2 separate regions of the Homo sapiens genome follow, and region 2 is linked to region 1. Evidence: chromatin loops called from intact Hi-C (ENCODE). Cell type or tissue: ascending aorta. All regions are shown on one strand. Links, peaks and the distances in the headings refer to the core of each region. The heading gives the core; the rest is flanking DNA. Region 1 overlaps ITGA8 (integrin subunit alpha 8). Region 2 has its middle 63 kb from the start of FAM171A1.

Region 1 (10,394 bases), core at 1,188-9,187:
ACTTTTGAGCATCACGTCCTACCAAAAAGAGGGAGAACAACTTTTCAATGAGGCAGGACTCCTATCATTATGACACTAGAGTGTAGGGGAAAGTTACTATTTTAGCCCACACACTTCAGTTCCATACACGACATTCTATTCCGGTAGGAGGCTGATTGAGTGAAAGTTACATCTTCGTTTCCCTGTTAAAGAAGACCCGGTGTCTGCAAAAAGTCAATAGTAATTGAGTGGCTTTGGAAACAATAAATATTTAGTGCAAGTAGAGTCAGAAAAGAAGAATCTGTAGCAACATTTTGAAGTCCTAGGGAAAAGCATCACTTCCAGAGATATGGGAAAGACGGGTACAATTCGCTGTGTGCTCACCCACATCCTTAGCCCAAATTTCTGCACTGCCACAGTTTCTGCTTATTTCAGTGTCAGGTGCCAAATCCTAAAGAGGAATGCGTTATTATAATCTAAGAATACACTGTACATTGGGGCCTATTAACAGTTTTGTCATACAAACCAGGAAGAGGGAAACGTTTTCTGCCCTCCTAATCCAGGCTAGAAAGTTTACAATTCTTGGTGGATATGACTTGTTGCGTTATGTTGGTTTCTGTCCATGTAACGAACATGCAAACTGGTCAGAAACAGATTGTATGTAGGTTAATCCTAAATGGTCCCCTATTCTGTGATTGTTGCTTGAAATAGAAATTTCCTTTACAGGTGAAAGTTTTGCCACTAATTCCTTAGGTTTTGTCACCTCAAAAGGCTTGGTTTCTGGTAAATATTGAATATTTCAAAACGGGCTACATAAAATGGATATGTGCTTTAAAATAATTATTGGGAAGGAATTAAGCAGCTGGAAGTTGGGAGTGGGAGAGCTTGTGTCATTGCCTGACACACTAGGTCGCTAACTCCTCCGTTTGTTACCAACTCACTTTTATTGGTACCATGCCTATAAGCAAATCATTGTGCAAAAGTGCATGATAGAGACAGCCAGTGAGCTACAAACCATGGTTTAAATGATGCGGTAATGACAGACGAGCAAGGCATTTTCTGGGGATTAATAGCCAGCTGGGGCAAGACGAAGGTCCTCATTGTTGCCAAGGGATATTAACCCCAGCTGGGTTTTCAATCCTAAATTGCCTACAATGTGGCAGTGATTGCTATTACATGAGTAGATTGCTATATGGGAGAGAGGTTATATTGAACATAAGAATAATACTATTGTTACATAAAGAGCACAACTGGAAGCATTTAACTTTGGATGTGGAATCACTATTACACCTCTGCCCGTAATTGCTTTCCATGAGTTATTAAATACTCACCTGTGCCATGCCTCTGATCTACAACGCAGAACTTGGGTATCTTTGATGCTGACTCTGCTGATCAGTCTAATAAACCACGTTTTCCATTCCTTGGAGCTCCAGAGCATTCTTTAAAAGTGAAGATGCATTTTTTTTTCCTTCCAACAAGGGTGGAAGAAACCTTACTTTTGAAGAATGCGTTCAAAACAAAAAACAGATTGATCTAGGAGAGGTGGTGTTACAGGCTGTTTGCTTATCTTACTGTGCCCGGAATTGGTGGGTTCTTGGTCTCACCGACTTCAAGAACGAAGCCGCAGACCCTCGCGATGAGTGTTACAGTTCTTAAAGGCAGCGTGTCCAGAGTTTGTTCCTTCTGATGTTCGGATGTGTTCAGAGTTTCTTCCTTCTGGTGGGTTCGTGGTCTCGCTGGCTCAGGAGTGAAGCTGCGGACCTTCTCGGTGAATGTTAACAGCTCTTAAGGCAGCGCGGAGTTATTCGTTCCTCCCGGTGGGTTTGTGGTCTGGTTGGCTTCAGGAGTGAAGCTGCAGACCTTCGAGGTGAGTGTTACAGCTCATAAAGGCAGCGTGGACCCAAAGAGGGAGCAGCAGCAAGATTTATTGCAAACAGCAAAAGAACAAACCTGCCACAGTGTGGAAGGGGACCCCAGCAGGTTGCCACTGCTGTCCCAGGCAGCCTGCTTTTATTCTCTTATCTGGCCCCACCCACATCCTGCTGATTGGTCCATTTTACAGAGAGCCCAGTGGTCTGTTTTGACAGGGTGCTGATTGGTGCGTTTACAATCCCTGAGCTAGTCACAAAGGTTCTCCACGTCTCCACTAGATTAGCTAGATACAGAGTGTGGACATAAAGGTTCTCCAAGTCCCCACCAGAGAAGCTAGATACAGAGTGTGGATTGGTGCATTCACAAACCCTGAGCTAGACACAGGGTGCTGATTGGTGTGTTTACAAACCTTGAGCTACATACACAGTGCCGATTGGTGTATTTACAATCCCCTAGCTAGACATAAAGGTTCTCCAAGTCCCTACCAGTCAGGAGCCCAGCTGGCTTCGCCTAGTGGATCCCGCACCGGCGCCGCAGGTGGAGCTGCCTGCCAGTCCCGTGCCCTGTGCCCACACTCCTCAGCCCTTGGGTGGTTGATGGGACTGGGTACCGTGGAGCAGGGGGCGGTGCGCGTCAGGGAGGCTCGGGCTGCACAGGAGCCCACGGAGGGTGGGGGGAGGCTCAGGCATGGCGGGCTGCAGGTCCCGAGCCCTGCCCCTGGGGGAGGCAGCTAAGGCCCAGGGAGAAATCCAGCACAGCACCGGTGGGCCGGCACTGCTGGGGGACCCAGCACACCTACCGCAGCCGCTGGCCCGGGTGCTAAGCCCCTCATAGCCCACACTCACCCGCGGAACTCACACTGGCCCGCAAGCACCGCACGCAGCCCAGGTTCCCGCCTGCGCCTCTCCCCCCGTGCCTCTCCCTCCACACCTCCCGGCAAGCTGAGGGAGCCGGCTCCGGCCTCGGCCAGCCCAGGAAGGGGCTCCCACAGTGCAGCCGCGGGCTGAAGGGCTCCTCAAGTGCCGCCAAAGTTGGAGCCCAGGCAGAGGAGGCGCCGAGAGCGAGCCAGGGCTGTGAGGGCTGCCAGCATGCTGTCACCTCTCACTATTATTTGCTAGCACCCCAGGCTACGTCCAGGCACACACCAATTAGATTGAGGAGGTGAGAGCTTATCAATATCCCCTTCAAAGGAACTGTAGCCCTCATCTTATATCACTATCACCTTTTACAACTTCCTGAATTGCTTACTCTAATTAAAGGGAGAAAGGAAAGGGTGTCCAATTCAATAATGGAAAGATCTTTCATAATTGCCATCAAATGGATGGTACATGGAGTGGGAGGGTCGTCAAATGACCAAAGCATTAGATGTGTTCATTCACCCTTCATTCATGTGGTCAGAGATCCAGTATTGATTAAGCAAGCTCTCCTGTGCACATTGTTCTAGGTTCTGTAGAAGATATAGACATTATATTCCAAGGAATATGCCTTGCATCTTTGTATCATATAGTTGGGGAGAAAAGTAATAGAGAAAAATTAAAAATTAAACAACAATGTGAACCTTCCAAAAAATATGTCAGATACAGTCTCATCTCAGTCTCACTGAATCAGAATCTCTGAGACTGATCTCAGATATGTCTGAAGTTCAGCAACCACCAGAAACGGCAGTCAAGATTGGTGATGAGGCTGGGCATGGTGGCACACGCCTGTGATGCCAGCACTTTGGGAGGCTGAGGCAGGAGGATCACTTGAGGTCAGGAGTTCAAGACCAGCCTGGCCAACATGGAGATACCCTGACTCTACTAAAAAAAATACAAAAATTAGCCAAGCATGGTGGTACTTGCCTGTAGTCCCAGCTACTTGGGAGGCTGAGGCAGGAGAATCACTTGAACCCGGGAGGTGGAGGTTGCAGTGAGCCGAGATCACACCATTGCACTCTAGCCTGGGCAACAGAATGAGACTCTGTCTCAAAAAAAAAAAGATTGGTGATGTGATGAATGGAAAATATGAGAAATCAAACTGCAGCCAACAGCAGGAAGGGCAAAGGAAGGAAGTGAAAGAAAGTTCCCTTAGAGAAACATATTAATCCACATTCTACATCCTAGAGTTCAAATGCTGTCTATGATGCATTAGGAAACTTTCGCATTTATAAATGCAGAATCTGTAAGAGAAAAGCGTTCCATCTAGAAAGATTTTGATGCAGAGATGCAGTTTTCAAACTATTTATCAAAGACATGACTTCAAGAACAGTAATATTTTCTATCAATTTTTTATTGAACTTGGAGATAAAAGAAAACTTCTTCATTGGAGGTTTGGGAGCATGGAAACGCATTTGAGAATATAATTATAATCCTTACCCACAAGATCTCATTACTAGAGTTTCTCTTGTTTCTATCAGTGAGGATAGCAAGGAAATTAGATTGAAATCACCAGGTACACACATGATTTTATGAGCAAAAGTTTCCGAATTGTATAAAAACCCTTCTCAAACAAACAAAACTCCGACTTTTAGTTAAAATGGAAATGCTAAGAGAGAAGAGATCATTAGAATAACATCCAAAAAGGAATTTTCCCAAATGAGTAGAGTTGTTTATTCTGGAGGGTAGGAGTAGAAAGAAACATTCAAAGATATTGTAACTTTAAGTATATAAAAGTTACATACTATGTCCTGCCCTTACCATGTAGAGGAAAAAAGCGTTTATCTAATGGAGAAAAAAATTCTGCCACAGGGGAAAAAGAACTTTGTAAAAAATATTTAAGGAAAATTATTGGACTCATGAGGCCCAACATTGGATTATAGACAGTGATGTACTGGTAGATTTTTACTAACTACTTTCTGGGAAGGAAAAAGAGCCCCGATCCGTAACATTTGCCACTGATTTCAAGCCACCACCATGATCGTCACGGAATACAGAGCTGGGAAGAGATGCCAGGTCCCACACCATTATGTAGTGTTTCCTCTTACAGATACAGTAGACATAAATCACATCCTGAGCACAGATAATAGTCAAATGTAATAAAATAGCAAGCATGAGGTTTTGAGTATTTATTACCTTTTTTTTAGAAATATAATTTACTTAAGTTTACATTTATATAATTTAAGTTGTAATAATGGCTCTGTTTAACAACCGGCACCCAAAAGTCTTGAAATGATTAACACTTGGGTCTCAAGAGCCATGATGAGCCAGTTAGGACCCAGCACTGGGTAGATCGAACCATTGTATCCAACAAAAGAGAGCCACAGAAGCTTCAGTTCTCCAAGCAGCCTTCCTGAGTCACTCTTAAATATTTTAACATTGACTTTTATCAACAGTTAATATGAGACCCTATTAAACAAACAGAGCTTTCACTGAGAAGCTCTGTTAAAAACACTGTTTGGCTCTAGGTCAGTGGTTCTTAACTGGGGTGATTTTGTTCCCCTGGGGACAACTGGCTGTAACTAGAGGCTTTTTTTTTTTTTTTTTTTTTTTTTTTTGAGAGGGAGTCTCACTCGGTTGCGCAGGCTGGAGGGCAGTGGCACGATCTCGGCTCACTGCAACCTCCGCCTCCCAGGTTCAAGCAACTCTCCCGCCTCAGCCTCCTGAGTAGCTGGGATTATAGGGACCCGCCACCATGCCCAGCTAATTTTTTGTATTTTTAGTAGAGACAGGGTTTCACCATCCTGGTCAGGCTGGTCTTGAACTCCTAACCTGGTGATCTGCCCACCTTGGCCTCCGAAAGTGCTGGGATTCCACCACGCCCGGCCGGCATCTTTGATTGTCACAACTGAGGGAGGGTGCTATTAGCATCTAGCCAGGGGCCAGGGATGCTGGCCAAACATCCTACAATGCAGAGGACAGGCCCCCCCACCCCCACCCTAACTCAGAATGCTGACAGTGCTTAGGCCAAGAAACCCTGTTGTGAGTCTTGTGTAATCTGTGAAATATACTACGATTTTTTTTTCTTTTTGAGACAGAGTTTTGATCCTGTTGCCCAGGTCGGAGCGCAGTGGCGTGCTCTCAGCTCACTGCAACCTGCGCCCCCCAGGTTCAAGCGATTCTGCTGCCTCATCCTCCTGAATAGCTGGGATTACAGGCGCTTGCCACTATGCCAAGCTATTTTTTTTTTTTCTGGTTTTTAGTAGAGACAGGGTTTCACCATGTTGGCCAGGATGGTCTCAAACTCCTGACCTCAGGGGATCCACCGGCCTCGGCCTCCCAAAGTGCTGGGATTACAGGCATGAGCCACTGCGCCCAGCCAATACATTTCTTTATAACTTACTGCCAGTTTCTCTCCTAAAATATTTCCGTCCATCTGATAAGAATTTTGTCACCCATTATGTTTCTCCTTTGTCCTTCACTAGCAGTAACTATATAAATTCTTTGCTTGCTCCTTTTTAGGACTCTGATTTTCTGTTTTTATTTTAACCTTATTATACACAGTCTTTTATTAATGAGATAAATTCTCCTTAGAAATAGGAAGAAGATAAATGGATGGATAGATGGATGCTTGGATAGATGGATGCTTGGATAGATGGATTCACGCTTCGACGCTTAGATGGATGGATGCATGGATGCATGGATGTGTGGGTGGATGGATGAATGCTTGGGTGGGAGGAAAAAAAAGTTAAAAGAGAGAAAATTAAAAAGGAAGGAGGAAATTTTGCCTTGAAATGCAAAACACCAAAAATAATTAGGTGGCTGCCAGTATAACTCTTAAAAACTTTATATGAAATATATTTAAATAAATACTTTTACTTTCAGAGAAAAAATGATCCCTATGCTCTTGCATCCCTGGTGTCCTTTGAAGTTAAGAAGATGCCTTATACAGATCAGCCAGCAAAACTCCCAGAAGGAAGCATAGTAGTGAGTATCTTTAAATATATATAGGCACAAATAATTTAATTGAAATAATTGTTTTAATCACTGTCTAGCTTGTGCTAGGCTTTAGTGTTTACATTGACTTGAGAAAAATTTTCCTCTTCAGCTCACCAATTTCTTACATTGGTCTGGTAATTTCCTAGTGCCTTTTGATCTGGTTTTTGAACTTTCAATATAAATGTCTACCCCAGAAAATTACAGGGCAGGACTAATACCATTTTTAAATGAAGACATTTTATTCAGAGGAATTCAGATAGCAGTTATCATTACAATGAAATCGTACTGATTCTTTCATTTTAAACAGCATGGTTAGTCAAGTAAGAAGGGAAGAAATTCTTTCTTAGGGATAGTAGGCTACGGAGCAGCCGCATGGCTTTGGACAGTCATTTTTTCTTGCTATGCAAAGAACCTTCATTTTGACCTAGAAGGGAATAAAAAAGTCTACTCTGAGCTTCAACTGAATGAAATGTCTTTTTTTTTTTTTTTTTTTTTTGAGAGTCTCGCTCTGTCGCCCAGGTTGGAGTGCAGGGGCACGATCTCAGCTCACTGCAACCGTTGCCTCCGAGGTTCAAGCAATTCTTCTGCCTCAGCCTCCCGAGTAGCTAGGACTACAGGTGCCTGCCACCACGCCCAGCTAATTTTTGTATTTTTCATAGAGACAGGGTTTCACCATGTTGGCCAGGCTGATCTCGAACTCCTGAACTTGTGATCCGCCCGCCTCAGCCTCCGAAAGTGCTGGGATTACAGGCATAAGCCACTGCGCCCAGCTGAAATGTCTTTATTAAAAACTGAAACTACTAAACATTACTGACACCCAAACATCTATCACAGAACAACTCTGATCATCCTCTGCAACCTGGCAAGGCCATGCAAAGGGGATAAAGGAATGAATGATGAGACCAGCAGGCACCATCACCAAAACTCTGCCTTTTCAGTTATTTGTGAAGGTGGTCAGAGACTTTTGAAAAGCATAGTGCTCCAAAAAACAATATTAGGATTCCACCTTCATCCCTTGGTAGCCAGTGGATATTTCCCATCCACAGCTTGAACTCTTGGTCCCCCAGACCTTGTTACTCAAAATGTGATTGCAGATCAATGGCATCAGCATCATCTGGGAGGTTCTTAGAACTACAGAAACAGACCTCTCCAGATCTGCTGAGCCAGGCTCTGCATTTTATCAAAATCATCAGAGCATTCCTAGGCATGGTCAAGTTTGAGAAGCACTGCTTTGGATGGTAGATAAGTTGATAATATTGTCATCTCTTTCTAGCCTAGATCATAAACTTAATTGTAACACTGAATCTTTCTAGCCTGGTCTACTTTCAGTGATCTAAATTAACCACTTGATTTGTGTTTCTCTACCCTGAGTATGCATCAGAATCATCACTCATGCAACTTAAAAATACATACATGCTAAGACTTCTCCCCAAATATTCAGTAGGTCTGGGGTGGGACCCTGACACTGTGCTTTAAAAGTCTTATGAGAGACAATTCTGCAGGGGAGCCAGGGTTGAGAGCTTCTAGCACAGGCAGGTGGCCTAGAGGAAAATCCAAGGTTTTCAAGATAGAGTCACCTGGGTTTGATCCTGGCTCTGCCTTGCTCTAATTAGGAAACCTTTGGGAAGTCACTTTACCTCTCTGAGACAGTCCACCACATCCACCTGATGGAATTGTTAACAAGATCAATAAGATTATCTGTATAAAGCTCTAGCATTGTACCTGGAACAAGTTAGTGTCAAATCTCAATAAATGAGAGTAGCCTCTCAAAATGTCTCCCCTTCTCTGGCTAAGTCCAGTAAGTGCAAATTGAAAGTGACAATTAAGATTTGCACAGTTGTGGGAGGATCACTTGAGCCCTGGAGTTCAAGGTTACAGTGAGCTATGATCGCATGCACTGCACTCAACCTGGGCGAGACCTCGTCTCAAGAAAGGAAGGAAGAAGGGAAGAAAGAAAGGAAGAAAGGAAGAAAGGAAGAAAGGAAGGAAGGAAGGAGAAAGGAAGGGAGGGAGACAGGGAGGAAGGAAGGGGAAGGGAAGAAGGAAGGAAAGAAAGAAGGAAAGAAAGAAGGAAGGAAAGGAAGGAAGGAAGGGAGAAGAAAGATAGATGTGCACAGTTAAAATATTTCAGTAAACTTCGGTGGTATTTAAAGCAAGCACAGCCACATCTTTCTTCATTTAGACCACCTCTTTTTCTTTCCAGTGATGTCCTCTGTGTTTTGGATTTATGTTCAACCTAGAAAACAGAGGCTTTGGGATTTTAATATAGAAGTTTCATCTAAAAATGTTCAAAGGCTTATAGCTCTAAGGGAAATAAATCTGGGCCCTTTTGTTTTTTCCAAGCACGTGCTCCCTAGCAGAAACACATGTTACGGTTGGTTCCATCCACAGGATTGCATCTTTCTGCACTGGCCACAGGTGACAGCCTGCTGTTCTCAACTCATCTCAAAAGATCCACAAAATAATCCGATACATGCTTTCCCCAGCCCTGCCACCCCTGTTATTGAATTGCCAAAAAAAAAAAAAAAAAAGACTTTTTATCTGATGTAGGTGATTTACCACATCAGTTATGTGAAGGTTATTGGGAAAAGATCCAGGAATGGAAACAATTTCAAGTCTCCCAATATCTGACTAACTGGAGAAGACCTTGCCAGTGCAAAGTTAGCTATGCAGCACACAGGGAAATGCTGCCTTACTGTGGCTTGATGTGAGAGAAGAACTCTGAGTGGAGCTGGCAGACATTTTTTTATAGTGAGCTCTTTTCAAAGGCTTTGCCATTCTTCTCTTGAAGGGAGCCCAGCAGGGCCAAGAGGGCGGCTCACACCTGTAATCCCAGCACTTTGGGAGGCCAAGGCAGGCAGATTGCTTCAGCTCAGGAGTTTGAGATTAGCCTAGGCAACATAGTGAGACTCTGCCTCTACAAACAAACAAACAACAACAACAAAAAGCATAAAATTAGCAAGGCGTGGTGATGCTCGCCTGTAGTCCCAGCTACTCAGGAGGCTGAGGCAGGAGGATTGCTTGAGCCTGAGAGGCGGAGGTTGCAGTGAGCCGAGATCACGCCACTGCACTCCAGCCTGGGCAACAGAGCAAGAACCTGTCTCAAAAAAAAAAAAAAAAAAAAAAAAAAAGCCCAGCCGAAAGGGAATTGCTTTAAGGTGGTAGAATCCATTGGAAATGGTAGTTGGAGAAGCATCAGAGCTCTAATCTGCCCCTGAGGAAAGTCATTCTTTGTTCCTTCTTCTATAATGAGACTACTATTTGCTTGTTTTCCTAGACCCTTTTGTGTGATGATTAGTTTGTTTGTACTCCCTTTTCAACACGGTCATAATTCAGCCATCTCTTGAGGCCCGTATTAGCTTTACTTATGGAAGAGAATCACAATTCCCGTTTGCTGCTTGCATAGTATCTGTGTTTGTAACAAATAAAATTCCTCATGTCCTGTGATGCTTGTCATGTCCGGAGACAAGGGAAAGATTGCATGATTCGAAGAAATATGCCTGAACACTGAATCGTTACAGTGCAACAGAAGAAACTGAAATTCAATTATTTGAACACTTTTTTGGCTCACCAAGGAACTTTCGCCTTTGCATGCCATACAAGTAACACTCAATTCTATAATTTACATCTAGCAGAAAGTGGGAGTGTCTTGTGTAATTCCAAAGGTGGTTATTACAAAATATTTCATGA
Region 2 (10,145 bases), core at 2,146-10,145, 99 kb after region 1:
CTGCATTTCCCGTGGTGAAGGGAAGGGGAGCTCTCTCTCCCAGCTTGCCCTGCTGCTGGCCTCAAAGTCAGCTCTCTGTCAACTGTCTCCTCTGATCCTTCATCCCAAACAAAATCACAGAAGGCAGTGCAGGGTAAGAGAGGTTGGCCAGCTGGACTTTGGCCATAAAATGAAATCCAGGGCAAAGTTCTAAAATAAGGGAGGTCTGCTTTTGAAATTGTCATTGTTTTTCTCATTCTGGACTCCCCTACCACAAATTTTGCTCAACTAAAATGGAAAAACAGCAAGGCATCATCTTCATGTAAATATTGGAACACAAGGATGCTACCTAGAAGAAAAGAATACCCATGGAAGAAACCAACTTTGAGAGGCTTTTGTGTGTGTGTATGAGACAGGGTCTTGCTGTGTCACCCAGGCTAGAGTGCAGTGGTGCGATCATAGCTCACTGCACCCCCAAACTCCTGAGTTCATGCGATCCTCCCATCTCAGCCTCCTGCCTAGCTGATAGGCACATACCACCATGCCTGGCTAATTTTTAAATTCTTTTTATGGAGATCAGCTCTCGCTATTTTGCCCAGGTTGGTCTCAAATTCCTGGGCTCAAGTGATCCTCCTGCCTCAGCCTCCTGAGTATCTGGGACTGCAGGTGCACACCACCATACCTGGCTAATTTTTAAATTTCCTTCATAGAGATGGGGTCTTGCTAGTTTGCCCAAGCTGGTCTTGAACTCCTGGCTTCAAGTGATCCTCCCACTGTGGCCTCCCAAAGTGCTGGGATTACAGGTGTGAGCCTCCATGCCCAGCTGAAGTATTCTTCAAGAATACTCAACATGTGAGACATGTGAGCATTCAGAAGACATGGTAAATATTCAGTACCAAGTCTGAATAATAATAATTGTCATTAATATTATTTTAGAGACAGGGTTTTGTTCTATCACCCAGGCTTCAGTGCAGTCAGAATCATAGCTAACTGCAGCCTCAAACTCCTGGGCTCAGGTGATCCTCCTGCCTCAGCCTCCATGGTAGCTAGAACTACAGGTGCACACCACCATGTCCAGATGACTTTATTATTTTTATGTTGTAGAGACAGGGGTCTCTGTGTTGCCCAGGCAGGTCTCAAACTCCTGGGCTCAAGTGATCCTCCCACCTCAGCCCAAGTCTGAATGATAATAATTATTATTATTATTATTTTTCTTTTTTTGGATGGAGTCTCACTCTGTTTCCAGGCTGGAGTGCAGTGGCATCATCTCGGCTCACTGCAACCTCTGCTTCCTGAGGTCAAGTGATTCTCCTGCCTCAGCCTCCCGAGTAGCTGGGATGACAGGCACGCACCACCACGCCCAGCCAATTTTTGCATTTTTAGTAGAGACGGGGTTTTACCATGTTGGCCAAGATGGTCTCGATCTCTTGACCTCCTGATCCTCCTGCCTCGGCCTCCCAAAGTGCTGGGATTACAGGCGTGAGCAACCATATCCAGCCTGAATAATTATTAATAACACATATCTTTACCAGGTTTATGTGAATCACTGAACAGTTTATGTCAGTAAATTTTTAATTAGTATAAATTGTTATTTCTGTTTGGAATGTTTTAGGCAAAAGTTAACTAAATTGTTTGTCATTATATAATTATAATTATATATTACATATAATTATATAAATTATATATTACATATAATTATATAAATTATATAATATAAATTATTTTATATCACTCCAAATTCTTATTGTATACTTGGAGAAAATAGTTTACTCTTTATCTACATTTCAAAAATTTTTCGCAGCCCTTCAAGATCTCTGGACATGTTGCCTCACAATTTTCTTTGTCTTCATCCACAAAATTCCCTTTTTCTCCATAATAAACTTTTCATCACCAACAATAATATTTACTGAACAGTGTACTAAACACTTTCATCTTGGACCATAACTGTTCAGATTAACATGCTGTAGGAGCTTCAGATGGCCATAAAAATCCTCTTCTCCGTTAGGTTCTTTGGTTTTTGTCTCCAAATATTTCCTTCCCATTCATTTTATCACACGCCTTTGAACACTGGATTTTTCTCTAGATCTTCGACGTGTCTCCAGTCTGGACTCCTTTTTCCATTTCAACAGCTTTTTAAATAATGCAATTGAGACCACATTAAGAAATGTTTACATTGTCAACACCCTTTAAGAATGTATATCCTTAAAATGGAGTAAATATGAAGAGACCATACTCATTCAAATCCAAAATATAAAAGCCTCCTCACATTACATCTTTGAAGTATCAACATGCCATGAAAATTTTTTGTCTTGAGATCTTTCCCAACTGGGACTTATTTAGATCTAGCAATAACTTTCACCTTTTCTTCTAAACTCAAAGGAGTCTAGGGCAGAATTTCCACATCTAGACAAAACAGAATAATCATTTTTGTTCTCTCCCAGATCTTTTTCACCCTGAATAGCACTTGCCAGCAAGATGTGAAAAGGAAAAGTTTGCAAGCTCGGACCAACCATTCTGAGGGCTTTGATCTGTCTTTGATTTTGCAGCAATTGGTGCGAATGGTAGACATCTGATTCACCTGCCTTACTCATTCCTGACGCGCACCCTATACCAGCTGCTCTCCACTGACTTTGGTAAGTGCTCTGATGAGTTTTGTTTACCCAGACTTGAGAAGGAGATGTATAAATACAAATGACTGCATAACCACATTTTAGATAAGACATCCTTAAAACGCTCATCAGTAATGTTTTAGAAACTCTTATGGCTGTAGACCAATCTTTTGGAAACAAAATTGTTTCAAGCTTTGGGAAGGCATTTAAAATAAAGAAAAAGAAAAACTAAGCAAGATGAAATAGACAAATTAAAGCAAGAGATATTTTGCCTGCCCTTTTTATTTTTTAATTTGAGATGGAGTCTTACTCTGTTGCCCAGGCTGGAGTGCAGTGGTGAGATCTCGGCTCACTGCAACCTCCACCCCCTGGGTTTAAGTGATCCTCCCAAGCAGCTGTGCGTACACGTGTGTGCCACAACGCCGAGATAATTTTTGTATTTTTAGTAGAGACAAGGTTTCGCCATGTTGGCCAGACTGGTCTCGAACTCCTGACCTCAGGTGATCCACCTACCTCGGCCTCCCAAAGTGCTGGGATTATAGGCGTGCCACTGCACCCAGCCTCGCTTGCCATTTTTAAAACAACTTTTATTCTACCCCCTTTGTACTGTTTGGACTTCTGTTTACCATGTGCGTGTGTTGCCAGGTAAAAAAGAACTATGCCTTTTGGTTTTGTTTTTTTTTTTTTTTTTTTTTTTTTTTTTTTGTGTGTGTGTGTGTGTGTGTGTGTGTGTGTTTGAGACGGAGTCTCGCTTGGCCGCCCAGGTTGGAGTGCAATGGCATGATCTCTGCTCACTGCAACCTCCACCTCCCAGGTTCAAGCGATTCTCCCGCCTCAGCCTCCTGAGTAGCTGGGTGCCATCATGCCCCGCTAATTTTTGTATTTTTGTAGAGATGGAGTTTCACCGTGTTGGTCAGGCTGGTCTCGAACTTCTGACCTCGTGATCCACCCGCCTTGGCCTCCCAAAGTGCTGGGATTACAGGTGTGAGCCACCATGCCCAGCCCCAGAACTATGCCTTTTAAAGCCAAACCATATATCTTAATTTTCTTGCTCAAAGTAAAACAGAGCACATGTTACAAAAATGGAGAAGGAGAGGCTGCTAGTGGTGAAACCAAGTCCAGCACTGCCTTGTTGGTGAACGTTAAAGATTTCGCTGGAAACCTTGTTTGGGATACTTTGTCCTCCTGCCCCCAGCCCCAGCCTCTCCCAGGCACACCCCAACCTTCCCAGTCTCTAGCCCAGATCTCCTTCCTGCTCTCAGCTGTCAACTAATCTCTGCTAAGGTGGTCCATTTTTATTTATGTTTATATTTTATTAATTATATATTTTTATTTTTTATTCTTTTTTTTAAAGACAAAGTCTTGCTCTGTTGCTCAGGCTGGGATGCAGTGGCAAGATCTTAGCTCACTGCAGCCTTGATCTCCTGAGCTCAAGTGATCCTCCCACTTCAGCCTCCTGAGTAGCTGGGACTACAGGTATGCACCACCATGCTCAGCTAATTTTTAAGTTTTTATTAGAGATGGGGGTCTCACTATTTTGCTCAGGCTGGTCTCAAACTCCTGGCATCAAGTGATCCTCTCACCTTGGCCTCCCAAGGTGCTGGCATCACAGGTGTGAACCACCACATTTGGCCTAATTTTTAAAATCTATAAATGTATGTTTAAAGCAATGGTTAACCCTCGAGCCCTCTTTAAATGGATATAACAAGGGGAAGCCCCGGTTGATGCAAGGATTCAAACCCCTCCTTAGCTTCCTCTGGTGTGAATCGGAGGCTGGCAGAGAGGGCGAGTCAACGCATACATATTTGACAAAATGCAACAGTGTCAGTATATAGAGTTCCTCAGCTATGACTGGTTAATCACTGAGGCCACAGCGTGCTATGTGTCTGGCATCCTGCTAGGAATTGAGGCTACCAAAAACAATATCTGCTGCCAGGTCTCCATCCTAGAGGAGTTCCTATGCCAGTGTGGAAGATGGGCACATAAATCAATCATGACAGTTCCATGGGGTAAGTGGCTAAGACAGAGACGTGTCCAAATGTCCCTGAATCCCAGAGAGACGCTGTCCTTGAAGGATCTTAAACAGGAAAGATATGTGGTCAAAATACCACTCCTGGCAGCACCCTGGAAGATTAGAATCCAGGAGACCAGAGTGAATGCTCTGAGGACAGCCCGGACCAGAGCACATGGTGCAAGAAAGTGAGGGAGGGGCGCTGGGAGCAGGCAGAACTAGGTCAGTCCCCCATGGGATAAGTTATCTCCATGAAGTATGCAGTGTGTGTGTGTGTGTGTGTGTGTGTGTGTGTGTGTGTGTGAGAGAGAGAGAGACAGAGAGAGAGAGAGAGATGAGGAGTGAAAGCGATGTATGGAGGAGAGAAGGATGGGGGAGAGAGACAGGGAAAGAGGGAGAAATAGGTAGAGAGAGAAAGCGTGCGCGATAGAAAGGGAAATGGAGGAAGAGAAAGAAGAGAAAGAGACGCAGAGAGGGAGGGAAGAAAGGAGGGAAATGGAGAGAGAGAAGAGAGAGAGAGAGAGAGAAAGAGAAGGGGGGGAAGGAAGGAAATGGAGAGAAAAAGAAGAGAGACGGAGAGAAAGAAAGACGGGGGAGGGAGAGGGAGAAAGAGAAAGAGAGAAAATACTGCCCTCTGGTGGCTGACGGACAAAACTGAAGAATTATTAATAGTATTGTATGTGTTAAGTTGCTCATCTCCATTCTAAAAGGTGATCCCGCTGATAATGTCAGTCTTAAAGCATATAATTGAAAAACCTGGGGGAAAAATTGTTTTAACACATTCTTATATCTGAAGTCTGTGTGCTGATCAGCGGTGATAAACACACCACAGCCTTTACTCCTTATCTCCTCACATCTTCCAGCTGTGTGAAATATAGATTGCTTGCCTGCTAGTGAACTGTCTGTATTCAAGGATGGTTTCATAATTTCTATCAATGAAACCCTTCAATAATTTAGCTAACATAACTTTGGAAAGCTCAACAATGAGTCATAAAGAAAGTTAATATTGCCATCCATCCTGCAAAATACTTTCTTTATATGTTTGTGTATATGCTTATTGGTCTCAAAGTTAAAAACAATTTTAATAAATGTTATCCCATTATTTGCTATTAAATATTTAGATTCTGTTTTTTAAAAATATTTCACTGAACTGAATTTAAACAAGAAGAGCCTGGCTTGGTGCATGCCTGTATTCCCAGCTACTCGGGAGGCTGAGGCAGGAGGATCACTTGAGTCCAGGAGTTGGAGGCTGTGGTGAACTATGATTGCACCACTGGACTCTGGCCTGGGAGACAGAGGAAGGCCCTGTCTCTAAAAAATTAAAACAGATAAATAAAGATAATTGAAAATGATTATTTTTTTAAAAAACGATACCAAGCAACCACTCAAATAATGCTCACCAGCCCCCAAAACTGTATTTGCATGTGTGAAAATGCCCAGCTTTGTAAAGGGAGTCTGTAGTCTGTGTGTGTTAATATTCCCCAGAAACCAACCCAAGGCTTAGGAAAGAATAGAGAAATTTCCCCCTATTCTATGTATATTTGTAGCCATCATTTGAAATGTCTTAGGCACCTAAACCAAGCATGAAAAGCACAGTTTCATTCCAGCTTTATGAACTTTACGTCACATTAAACCAGAAGGCTCCCTTTTCTCCTTTATGTTTCTTCCATTTCTCAAATCAATTGTCAATTCTCAATCCAGAATTTAAGGGAGAAATTTAAAGAAAAAAGGGAGATAGATAAATTTAAAGAAAAAAATGAGATAAACTTCAACAATATTACAGACTTCAATTTTTTTTGTAACAAATTGTTCGCTGAGACTGAATTTTAACCAAGAATGGAGTGAGAAAATACTATATAACTTCTTTCTGGGTTTGAGTTTTGTTTCTTGTTTTTTTGAGCAACTAGCTTTCACTGTATTTATTCTGCCTTCTCTTAACCCAGCCAAATAGCCTGGAAACTTGGAAGGATGTCTGGTTTATTTTTTATTAATTAAAGAGAACGATAAAAGATAATACAAAAGATAATTTTTCAGTTTCCTGGACTCCAATCCCGTATATACTGGATGGAATCAAAGGTAAAATTAGATTACCATTGGAGAAGGAGCAGGATCCAGAGTGCACGGGAAGTTGGCTTTGGCTTAGAAATTATTATTTTGATGCTGTAAATGTTTCAATCTGACAACTCCCCCCACTTCCCAAGATTGTCATCAAATGTAGGAAAAGAAAGAAGTGAAAAATTACCTAGAACATGTATATGTATAACTGGGAATGTTGCCTCTCATTGTTTGAAAACATGACCTTTGTCCTTGCAGGGAATTCCAAATTCCTTGCCTGGAAACACGTTCTGAAAGGAGGTACAAGAGCACTTTGCAAACTATGGGATCAAAAAAAAACTGAACATAAATCTGATCGAACTCTGACACCAGTTTTCAGAACACACAGAGAGAGAGGAGCATGTTCCACACCATGTACTCACTAAGATCCATGCTGTGAGAACCTCTGCAGCAGCGGTCCCCAACCTTTTTGGCACCAGAGACCAGTTTCATGGAAGATAATTTTTCCACAGACCGGTGGGCGGTTGGAGCGGGGCTGGGAGGAATGGTTTTGGGACGAGTCAAGTGCATTACATTTATTGTGCCCTTTATTTCTATTATTACACTGTAATGTATAATAATTTTTTTTTTCTTTTTTTGAGACGGAGTCTCGCTCTGTCGCCCAGGCTGGAGGGCAGTGGTGTCATCTCGGTTCACTGCAACCTCCGCCTTCTGGTTCAAGCAATTCTCCTGCCTCAGCCTCCCGAGTAGCTGGGATTACAGGCCCGCACCAGAACGCCAGGCTAATTTTTGTATTTTTAGTAGAGATGGGGTTTCACTATATTGGCCAGGCTGGTCTTGAACTCCTGACCTCAGGTGATGGTGAAATAATTATAAAACTCACCATAATGTAGAATCAATGGGAGCCCTGAGCTTGTTTTCCTACAACTAGATGGTCCCATTTTGGGGTGACGGGAGACAGTGACAGATCATCAAGCATTAGATTCTCATAAGGAGCACGCAACGTAGATGCATCACACACACAGTTGACAACAGGGTTCCCGCTCCTATTAGATCTAATGCCACACTGATCTGACAGGAGGCAGAGTTCAGGCAGTAATGTGAGCAATGGGGAGCAGCTGTAAATACAGAGGAGGCTTTGCTCACTCCCCCGCCACTCACCTCCTGCTGTGCCAGCCCAGTTCTTAACAGGCCATGGACTAGTACCAGTCTGTGGCCTGGGGTTTGGGACCTCCGCTCTATAGAACAAACAATCCTGTTTTTATTTTTCAATAAATAAATACCAACCAAAAAAAAAGAGAGATGGGGAGGGAACCCACCAATTGAAATATATTGAAGAAACATATCAACAATTGTGATTTATGGATCTTATTTTGGATGTGAGTCAAGCCAACCATAAAATGTTATGAGACAGTTGTGAAATTTGAACCGTGGCTGGTTATTTTATTTCAACAAGGAAAGATTGATGATTATTTTTTCAGTGTAATCATGGTGTTTTGGTTATGTTTAAAATAAGGAGTCCTCGCTGGGTGCAGTAGCTCATGCCTATAATCCCACCACTTTTGGGAGGGTGAGGGAGGATCATTTGAGCTCAGGAGTTTCAGACCAACCTGAGCAACGTAGTGAGACCCTATCTCTACAAAAATTTTAAAAATTAGCTGGGTATGGTGGCACGTGCCTATAGCCCCAACTACTCAGGAGGCTGAAGTGGGAGGATCGCTGGAGCCTGAGAGGTTGAGGTTGCAGTGAGGTGTGATCACACCACTGCACAGCAGCCTGGGTGACAGAGTGAAACCTTGTCTCAAAAAATAAAAATAAAAAATGAAGAGTTCTTATCTTTCAGAGTGTTATCCTGGAACTGAAATTTGCTTCAAATAACCTGCAGGAGTGTGATCGGTATATATGATTCAAGACTGGCTGTGAATTAGTAACTATTAAAATCGAATGACAGGACCTTAAAGGTTCATTAATCTCCCTATTTTTGTATATATTCAAAATTTTCAATATCAAAGTGTTTAAAAGCAGGGGTTTGGGGAGGATGATGAACACCTGGAGCTCTCAAACACCACAGGTAGGAGTAGGAGTAGAGGTTGTTGCCACTACTTCAAAGAGCTATTTGGCATTTTGAAGTAGAATATGTGAATGCGTAATGCTGCCATTCCACTTCTAAGTCTTATTTATTTATTACTTATGTATTTACTGAAACAGAGTCTCACTGTGTCAGCCAGACTGGAGTGCAGTGGCACGATCTTGACTCACTGCAAACTCCACCTCCTGAGTTCAAGCAATTCTCCTGCTTCAGCCTCTCGAGTAGCTGGGATTACAGGTGTGCACCACCACCCCTGGCTAATTTTTGTATTTTTAGCAGAGAAGGGGTTTTACCATGTTGGCCAGGCTGATCTCAAACTCCTGACCTCAAGTGATCCACCTTCCTGGACCTCCCAAATTGTTGGAAGTACAGGCGTGAGCCACCGCGCCTGGCCCCGACTTACAGGGTTTTAGAAGACTGAAGCTCTAAGAGGCTGAATTACCATCAAATGGCTTTTTAAGCTTCCAGTCTATTGCCTTCTAATATTTTAAAATAATTGATTCCTATAAGAAATAACACAAGCGGCCGGGTGCGGTGGCTCACGCCTGTAATCCCAGCACTTTGGGAGGCCAAGGTGGGTGGATCACGAGGTCAGGAGATCGAGAACATCCTGGCTAACACAGTGAAACCCCGTCTCTAATAAAAATACAAAAAATTAGCCGGGTGTGGTGGCAGGTGCCTGTAGTCCCAGCTACTCGGGAGGCTGAGGCTGGAGAATGGCGCCAACCCGGGAGGCGGAGCTTGCAGTGAGCCGAGATGGCGCCACTGCACTCCAGCCTGGGCAACAGAGCGAGACTCTGCCTCAAAAAGAAAGAAAGAAAAGAAAGAAAGGAAAGAAAAGAAAGAAAGAAAGAAAGAAAGAGAGAGAGAGAGAGAGAGAGAGAAAGAAAGAAAGAAAGAAAGAAAGAAAGAAAGAAAGAAAGAAAGAAAGAAAGAAAGAAAGAAAGAAAGAAAACAAGCTACAGGCCAGGGGCGGTGGCTCACACCTGTAATCCCAGCACTTTGGGAGGCTGAGGCAGGTGGATCAACTGAGGTCAGGAGTTCGACACCAGCCTGGCCAATATGGTGAAACCCCATCTCTACTAAAAATACAAAAAATAGCCGGGCTGTGGGCATGGTAGCAGGCACCTGTAATCCCAGCTACTCAGGAGGCTGAGGTGGGAGAATCGCTTGAACTCGGGAGGCGGAGATTGCAGTTAGTCAACATTGCACCACTGCATTCCAGCCTGGGTGACAGAGGGAGACCCTATCTCAAAAACAAACAAACAAAAACAACAATAAAAATAACGCAAACTACATTTAATGAGGCAACGTGATGATAAACTGTCTGCAAGGACTATAAATGTTATTTTTTTTTTTTTTTTTTTTTTTTTTTTGAGACGGAGTCTCGCTCTGTCGCCCA

What was found. Peaks named below come from ENCODE experiments on the same cell type or tissue, not always from the same donor. Only the 100,000 strongest peaks of a DNase experiment are listed, where the experiment ranks them.
Region 2: it touches region 1 in a loop (3.0-fold over the local background); 2 of 110 quality-filtered maps call a loop at or near these places.

What each region holds. Positions count from the first base shown.
Region 1 is chr10:15,527,348-15,537,741 of GRCh38, reverse strand. It overlaps ITGA8 (integrin subunit alpha 8), which reads left to right. Exons shown (of 30, transcript NM_003638.3): 28 at 6,591-6,692. Among named protein-coding and RNA genes, the nearest start is that of FAM171A1, 160 kb to the right of the region's middle. In ascending aorta, for the core only: no CTCF peak of the experiment used is centred there; no DNase peak of the experiment used is centred there; H3K4me3 peaks cover 510 bases; H3K27ac peaks cover 6,559 bases.
Region 2 is chr10:15,429,345-15,439,489 of GRCh38, reverse strand. No RefSeq gene overlaps it. Among named protein-coding and RNA genes, the nearest start is that of FAM171A1, 63 kb to the right of the region's middle. RefSeq lists an enhancer at 5,086-5,380. In ascending aorta, for the core only: a CTCF peak has its summit at 5,235 (motif pointing left); DNase peaks (open chromatin) are centred at 4,465 and 4,719; H3K4me3 peaks cover 1,290 bases; H3K27ac peaks cover 4,712 bases.